Linked DNA regions of Homo sapiens: region 1 is linked to region 2. Evidence: read pairs that join two places in POLR2A ChIA-PET (ENCODE). Cell type or tissue: GM12878. All regions are shown on one strand. Each heading gives the region's core, and the rest is flanking DNA. Links, peaks and the distances in the headings are about the cores only.

What was found. Peaks named below come from ENCODE experiments on the same cell type or tissue, not always from the same donor. Only the 100,000 strongest peaks of a DNase experiment are listed, where the experiment ranks them.
Region 1: POLR2A ChIA-PET joins it to region 2 with 5 read pairs; 3 of 35 experiments call an interaction of 5 or more read pairs at or near these places.

What each region holds. Positions count from the first base shown.
Region 1 is chr3:12,500,331-12,504,729 of GRCh38, forward strand. It overlaps TSEN2 (tRNA splicing endonuclease subunit 2), which reads left to right. Exons shown (of 12, transcript NM_025265.4): 5 at 2,932-3,454. Among named protein-coding and RNA genes, the nearest start is that of TSEN2, 18 kb to the left of the region's middle. In GM12878, for the core only: no CTCF peak of the experiment used is centred there; no DNase peak of the experiment used is centred there.
Region 2 is chr3:12,656,518-12,660,916 of GRCh38, forward strand. The region is part of intron 1 of RAF1 (Raf-1 proto-oncogene, serine/threonine kinase); the gene reads right to left. Among named protein-coding and RNA genes, the nearest start is that of RAF1, 5.4 kb to the right of the region's middle. RefSeq lists an enhancer at 9-652. In GM12878, for the core only: no CTCF peak of the experiment used is centred there; no DNase peak of the experiment used is centred there; H3K4me3 peaks cover 1,235 bases; H3K27ac peaks cover 1,387 bases.

The DNA.
Region 1 (4,399 bases), core at 311-4,310, 160 kb before region 2:
AGGCTTTCTTCTACATGCTCTTCGAGCCTCAGTCTCCTTTGACTTTTCATAGCGATCCTCTGAGACCCTGAAAAGGGAACACAGGTATGGCCTGGTTCTGGTATGTGACAGAAGGCACAGAGGTAGAAGTGCTAAGTGGCTTAGCTCAGAGCCACACGGAAGAGCCAACTCCAGGACCTAGACCTCCAGAGGCTGCGTTCATCCCTGCACTGCTGCCTCTGCTCTCAACAGCAAATTAAGACATTTCCATTCATTAACATCTTTTTCAAGATACCATATATTGAGTCTGATTTATTTTTCAAGCCACTCCTAAAAACTCCACAATGATATAGTAGTATTGATTGAACACTTCTTATGGGCTATGCACTTTACGTGTCTTATTTAATTCTTGCTGCAACCCCAGGAGGTAGGTGCAGTTATCCCTGGTTTGTAGATGGTCACTGAGCCTTAGAGAGGTGGGGTCATATAGCTGGTATGAGAACGTGATGGAGCAAGGATTGGAACCCACGTCTGCTTTGACTGCTCTGCTGCAAAGAGCAGAGCAGTGCCCTCTGTGTGCTCACTTCACTCCAGATCTTCTGGTCAAAGGAGGAACTATTGACCCTTTAAATCAGTGGTTCTGTCACGTGTTTTGAGTCACGGAATTTGGCAAAAGTTTTGGGTCCCTTCCCCAGAAAAATATATTGTCACAAAAATTTGTGTTCAAATAAAGGAAATTTATAGACCCTGTAGAGCCAATGCTTATGTTGATATGAAGAGCTAAGATTCTTTTTAGACCCCTCACATGAAAGTTCTTTTAAACGTATGCATAGGTGGCCATGTTCCAGGTGAGAAGACACCCTGCAGGTTGTGGCACAGCTATGTTCTTTTTGCTGGTTTTAAAAGTAATACATAACAAGATCCCTTTGAGGTGGTAGTACTCATCTCCACATTTTATAGGTGGGAAAATTGAAGCACGGAGAAGTTAAGTAATTTGCATTGCCACACAGTTATAAGTAACAGGGCTGGACACAAAATGTGCCATACCAAAGTCACGGTGCCGTACTGACTCTCAGGTATTAGGGTAGCCTTACCAGGTGTTAATCTTTAGGATACAATTCCCAGTATATAGGGAGGCATCCCTGATGTTCATCCTCATGTGGGGTGAACAGGGTATAGACAGCTTTGGGATTCTTAGGAATCAGGGTTAAGCAACCACTAGTCTCTTTTTAGGTACAGCAGAAGCCAATGTCCTTGTTGAACTGTGTGAGATATAGCAGTTTGTAAACTATGACATATTCAGTCTTTTTTTTTTTCTTTTGGAACATTTCACAAATTTGCGTGTCATCTTTGCACAGGGGCCATTCTAAGTATATGTGCTGCCGCATCGAGCACTGTTCAGTCTTCTTAACCAGGTAAAAGAAGGTGAAAAGTAAAGTTACATCTGCCTTCTCACAAGCCACGTGTTGTCTTGGATGCCTTTCAGACTAATCACTGAAGGTCGAGGCAAAAAGCACTTGAGTTTCACAATGTCTTTGACCTTCTGATCAGATTTCCAACATCTGGTAGTTCTCACATCACATGAACACATCCCAACAGCCTAGGCATGAATGCTTTGCCCTATTGTTTTGCCTATAATTTTTTGTAACTTGGGAAGTGTTTTGTAACTTGGGTGTTAGCTTCAAGTTTTAGAAACTTAACAAGAATTTTATCAATAAAATCTACTCTGCAAAGTATTGTGAGGAAAAGGGCCATTTCTGTTAGAATATGTGGATGAATCTACATAAGCCAAATCATTTCTCTCCTTATCCTGTGAAAGGGTTAGTAGGCACTGTGATGAATATTTATTGAAATTCTCATTTTGCTTTCCAATGCTAAACAAGTTATTTGTATTATGAATGGCATATCTATCTGAAAACATTATGAGATCCAAAATTGAAAATAATACAAAACAAGCTGAGAGCGGTGGCTTACACCTGTAATCCCAGCACTTTGGGAGGCCAAGGCGGTCGGATCTCTTGAGGTCAGGAGTTCAAGACCAGCCTGGCCAAAAATTTGTGTTCAAAAATACAAAAAATTAGCTGGGGGTGGTGACGCAAGCCTGTCATCCTAGCTACTCGGGAGGCTGAGGCAGAAGAATCGCTTGAACCCGGGAGGCAGAGGTTACAGTGAGCCGAAATCGTGCCACTGCACTCCAGCCTGGGTGACAGAGCAAGACTCCATCTCAAAAAATAACAACAATAATACAAAAAAAAAATCTTGATAAAGGATGGCCATTTTCTTGTTTATTTACCTAAATCACTTAATCTATCAGTTTTAAATTAGATAAATTTTCATAGTTTGTTAAACTGGGGGTTAGTTTTTTTTGTTTTTTTTTTTGTTTTTTTTTTTTCAAATAAAGCAAATAAAATGAAACTATATTGTAAAAGCAAAGAAACAAGAAGTAACATATGCTTGTTGCAGAACACTTAGAAAATGCAGAGGCCACACGCGGTGGCTCACACCTGTAATCCCAGCACTTTGGGAGGCCAAGGCGGGCGGATCGTGAGGTCAGGAGATCGAGACCATCCTGGCCAATATAGTGAAACCCCATCTCTACTAAAAATACAAAAATTAGCCAGGTGTGTTAGCAGATGCCTATAGTCCCAGCTACTTGGAGGCTGAGGCACAAGAATTGCTTGAACCCAGGAGGTGGAGGTTGCAGTGAACCAAGATCACACCACTGCACTCCAGCCTGGCAACAGAGCAAGACTCCATCTCAAAAAAATAAAAAAAGAAAGAAAAGAAAATGCAGAAAAGTATAAAGAAGAAAAATATTTATCTATAATGCACCATTCAATAATACTGCTGTAAACATTTTGGTGTGTCACCTTCCAGTCTGTTTTATGTGCTTTGTTGTTTTTTCAATTTTGAAATTCGAGTGCTGTTTCTAACAGTATTTCTGTCTTGCAGGTATCAGCATAGTGTTGAGTGGGCAGCAGAGCTGATGCGTAGACAGGGGCAGGATGAGAGTACAGTGCGCAGAATCCTCAAGGATTACACGAAACCGCTTGAGCATCCTCCTGTGAAAAGGAATGAAGAGGCTCAAGTGCATGACAAGCTTAACTCTGGAATGGTTTCCAACATGGAAGGCACAGCAGGGGGAGAGAGACCTTCTGTGGTAAACGGGGACTCTGGAAAGTCAGGTGGTGTGGGTGATCCCCGTGAGCCATTAGGCTGCCTGCAGGAGGGCTCTGGCTGCCACCCAACAACAGAGAGCTTTGAGAAAAGCGTGCGAGAGGATGCCTCACCTCTGCCCCATGTCTGTTGCTGCAAACAAGATGCTCTCATCCTCCAGCGTGGCCTTCATCATGAAGACGGCAGCCAGCACATCGGCCTCCTGCATCCTGGGGACAGAGGGCCTGACCATGAGTACGTGCTGGTCGAGGAAGCGGAGTGTGCCATGAGCGAGAGGGAGGCTGCCCCAAATGAGGAAGTAAGTAGAAGAAAATAAATCGCTTCCTCCAAAGCCATCCGTTCCTGGAGATGTTGGCTAATAGGGATGTCTTTTGCCTGCAGCTGGTAGCTGGCCTGTTGTAGGGTCCAAGGGAAGCAGCAGGCTTTGGGCCACAGCAGCTGTGAGGGCCATTTCAACTAAAACCCCAGAGTTGGTGAATAACTTTTAAAAAAATTTATAAAATTAAGACAAGGCCAGTGGTATTCTCTCCTTTATTTGGGAGAAAACAAAATGCGGTGATAATTACACCTGATCTTGAGTACAGCTGAGCAAGAAGGGCTCACGTGTGGAAGTCAGCCATCTTGAGAAAAGCCTAGGGAGGCCAGGTAAGAGCTACGTCATGAAGGGACTTGCTGTCAGAGTTACCCTAGAGCTGTCTGGAATTGCTAAAAATTAGAAACAATCTAATTGCTAAATGGGATATGAGATACCCATTCAAAGAAATATCATGTAGACTTAGAATGAGGTTTATGAAGTCATATTAAGAACATAGGAGCCAGGTGCAGTGGCTCACACCTGTAATCCCAGCACTTTGGGAGGACGAGGCAGGAGGATCACTTGAGGCCAGGAGCTCAAGACCAGCCAGGGCAATATAGCAAGACCTCATTTCTACTAAAAACAAAAATAAATTGCTGGGTGTGGTGGTACATGCCAGTAGTCCCAGCTACTCAAGAGGCTAAGGTGGGAGGATTTCTTGAGCCTGGGAGATCAAGGCTGGGCAACAGTGAGACACTGTCTCAAAAAAACAAAAACATAGGCACATGCTTATTAGGTACAATTGGGTGAAAAAAGCAACACGTAAAATAAAATTCACCAACAAAATGATTACAACTGCAGGAAAAATTCACAGGGGAAAAAGGAAATAAATGAGAATCTTCATAGTGAAAAAGTTAAAACTTCCTTTTCCACACAAGTAATAAAAAA
Region 2 (4,399 bases), core at 275-4,274:
GGAGAGATGGCAGTAGAGTGAAACTAAATCCATAAGTGATTAACCTCTGATTAATGTTTGCTGTGTAAGACAAGGTTTTGAGAACTGGAGATATATAAAAAAGGATAAGACATGCCCCACTGGAAATATATAGGCAAGAGTAAGACATGCCTCATTTTTAAACTGAGACATAAGACATCTATACAAGAAATTCAACTTGGCCACTGCGGTGGCTCACACCTGTAATCCCAGCATTCTGGGAGGCTGAGACAGGTGGATCATCTGCAGTCAGGAGTTCAAGACCAGTCTGGCCAACATCATGAAACCCCATCTCTACTAAAAATACAAAATTTAGCCGGGCGTGGTGGCAGATGCCTGTAATCCCTGCTACTTGGGAAGCTGAGACAGGAGAATCACTTGAACCCGGGAGACAGAGGTTGCAGTGAACCAACATCACGCCACTGTACGCCAGCCTTTGTGATAAGAGTGAAACTCCATCTCGGGGAAAAAAAAAAAAAAGAGGAATAGATAAAAGTAAGGAAATGTCAGCCTCTCTCAATTAGATAAGGTCCTTGAAGGTAGGAACTTGCCTTATGCTGCACCAAGTGCACTGGCCTGCACCTACAGGGGCCTAAAAATACTGGCTTTTGATTTCCACTAAACATACTATTACTATGAGAAAGCCATGTGAGCAAGACACAGAAGCAAGAATTGTATATACTTAGTCTGGTAGCCAGGGAGAGCCTGGAAGATTTGAGCAAGAAAGTAAGGCCAGCACATCTACCCTTAAATATTTTTGTGTCGTCACAAAATAGGATACATAAGAATTCACATTTCCCTCTGTGAAAGGAAGCTGGGTAGCTAGAGAACAAAGGAGAACGTAGAATAACTATGCACAACATAACTTTCTATATCCTTTAAATTTTGTGACATCTGACATTATTACTTACTCAAAGAAAATAATATTTAATTCTTAAGAATTTCCAGGCAGGGGCCAGGCGCAGTGGCTCACACCTGTAAATCCCAGCACTTTGGGAGGCCGAGGTGGGCAGATTACCTGAGGTCGGGAGTTCGAGACCAGTCTCACTATCATGGAGAAACCCCATCTCTACTAAAAATACAAAATTAGTCGGGCATGGTGGTGCATGCCTGTAACCCCAGCTACTCAGGAGGCTGAGGCAGGAGAATCGCTTGAACCCAAGGCAGAGGTTGCGGTGAGCTGAGATTGTGCACCACTGCACTCCAGCCTGGGCAACAAGAGCAAAACATCTCAAAAAAAAAAAAGTACACAATAAAATGGCTTTTATTATATTCACAGTTGTGGATCCATCTCCATAATTGTAGAACACTTTTATCACCCAAAAAAAAAACAAAACAAAACAAAACAAAACAAAAAAAAACCCTATCACAGTCACTGACCATTCCCTACATCCCTCAGCCCCTGATCTACTTTCTGTCACTAAGGATTTTCCTATTCTGGACATTACATATAAATGGAATAATTCAATATGTGGTCTTTCCTGCATGGTTTCTTTTACTTAATATGTTTCCAATGTTGTAGTATACACCAGTACATCCTTTCTTTTTATTACTGAGTAACATTCCATCACATAGTAGTGCTTCCATATCCACTTGGAATATGTTCCAAGACTACCAATGAATGCCTGAAAGCAAGAACAGTATACTATACTGTATACACTATGTTTTTTCCTGTACATACATACCCATGATCAAGTTTAACATATAAATTAGGCACAGTGAGAGATTAATTATAATTAATAATGGAACAATTATAAGAACATAATATCATAAAAGTTATGTGAGGGCTGGGCGTGGTGGCTCACGCCTGTAATCCCAGCACTTTGGGAGGCTGAGGCAGGCAGATCACCTGAGTTAGGGAGTTCAAGACCAGCATGACCAACACAGTGAAACCCTGTCTCTACTAAAAATACAAAATTAGCCAGGTGTGGTGGCGCATGCCTGTAATCCCAGCTACTCAGGAGGCTGAGGCAGGAGAATCGCTTGAACCCAGGAGGCAGAGGCTGTGGTGAGGAAAGATCATGCCACTGCACTCCAGCCTGGGCAACAAGAACGAAACTCCGTCTCAAAAAAAACAAAAAAAGAAACAAACAAAATTGACTGCCACTGCCTGCTGCTTCCCATTTATTAACAAAAAATGTAAACAACCTCTAAATCATAAAGATTTTAAAACCGTAAACTAGCTTTAGGATTGTTAAGCCCCACCCAGTAAAACCCCTTAGAATCTGGTCTAAAAATAAAACCGTGTGTCAAGTGTTCCTCAAAAAATGCTATGTACACTGATTGGAATGTGATGCCAATTAACATACTTTGTGAGTAATTTGCCAAACTTTAGATAGTCTAGGCCAAAACCACTAACAAAGAAACAACACCCACTTGACATTTTCCTTAGTTAAGCTGAGATTCTAGGGGTCATTTTAGAAGAAAGGCAAACAGATGTGAAATTAACTAAAATCATTTAGAGCTACGCAAGTCATTCTGGGAGAAAAGAAGTAACAAAATGACTCAAACATTGTAAAATTAAAGATCAAACCTTAATGTGTAATTAAGGAATTTTTACTTACAACTCTAAGGCAAGAAAAAAATAGCCATTACTATCATGAGAATTACAAGGCAAGATGCCTGAGCGAGCCTGTAATGCCAGCACTTTGGGAAGCCGAGGCAGGTGGATCACTTGAGGTCAGGAGTTCAAGACCAGCCTGGCCAACATGGTGAAACCTCGTCTCTACTAAAAATACAAAAATTAGCCAGGCAAGGTGGCCGGCGCCTGTAATCCCAGCTACTCGGGAGGCTGAGGCATGAGAATCCCTTGAACCTGGGAGACGGAGGTTGTAGTGAGCCAAGATCACACCACTGCACTCCAGCCTGGGCAACAGCACCAGATTTCATCTCAAAAAAAAAAAAAAAAAATTACACGCAAGATAAGTTAGCCCTATACCAAAAGTACCAACTGAATTGCAACACAAATATCTAGTATTACATTTTGAACCCAGTCAGATGAGCAATTAGGAATTCTACCCTCCCATACACATACCAAACAACCTCATCCTAAATAAACCCAGTGTTCTCTGATTTTCCAATTAATTTATTCAAGGTAAGTAATTTTCCACCTCATAGTCATTTGTTTTGAAGAAATGACTCCCAAGATCTGAACAACTTAAAAACAAAAACTAAGTCAAAAAGCTCAATTTTATGGTTTCATAAACCCCCTCACTGTCACATTATCCACTGCCTTTCAAAGGCAATATTTAAAATTGTCTTCTGCAAGTCAACATTAAGGCATGCTGTTTGGCTAACAAGCTCCTCCCAAGCTCAAGATTATTATGTATGGCCTATTATGATCCTAACATGCAAACAAAAGTACTCCCTCATGTAACATTTTTTTAGGCAGTAGGTTACTAACAAAGATTTACCTGAAATTTAAATGTAGAATCATACATTTACTAGTAATAGACTACCTGAAATAGTAGTTTAAAGTTATCAATTATATTTTTTATTTCGTAAATAATCCAGTGCTTCTGGAAAAGTCAAATTTAACTTCCAAGAAGTATGAACTTGCTTAATCTTCAGAGCAAACAAATGACATGTTATAAACTAAAAGCTACTAGTCTAAGAGCAACTGTAATATAATACTTGATGTTTAACATTCTTCACTTCATCTTTTAGATACTTTTTGTCAGAAATTACCAGCTTAATCTGCTTCTCACTGTTTTTTTCAGCTAAACCAAATCCCATAAAATACGTTCAAGCCTTCTATTGAAGGCACACTTTTTTTTTTTGAGACAGGGTCTCACTCCATCACCAACACTGGAGTACAGTGGCATGAACATGGCTCACTGCAGCCTCAATCTCCCTGGGCTCAGGTGAGCCTTTCACCTCAGCCTCCCAAGCAGCTGGGACTACAGGCATACTACACCATACCCTGCTGATTTTTTTCTTTTTGTGTGTGTGTATTTTTTGTAGGGACAGGTTTTCACCATGTTGCCCAGGCTGGTCTCAAACTCCTGAGCTCTAGCAATTCACCAGCCTCGGCCTCCCAAAGTGCTGGGCTTACAGGCCTGAGCCACCACAACTGGCTGATGTTTTTACAACTACTGACAAGACTTTAACAAAACTAAGGAACTCCACTACAATTTATAATCACAAAACACCACATATCAGCCAGGCACAGTGGCTCACGCCTGTAATCCCAGCACTTTGCAAGGCCAAGGCGGGTAGATCACAAGGTCAGGAGTTCAAGACCAGCCTGGCTAATATGGTGAAATCCCGTCTCTACTAAAAACATAAAAGTTGGCTAGGCGTGGTGGCAGGCGCCTGTAGTCCCAGCTACTCAGGAGGCTGAGGCAGGAGAATGCTTAAACCCAGGAGGCAGAGGTCGCAG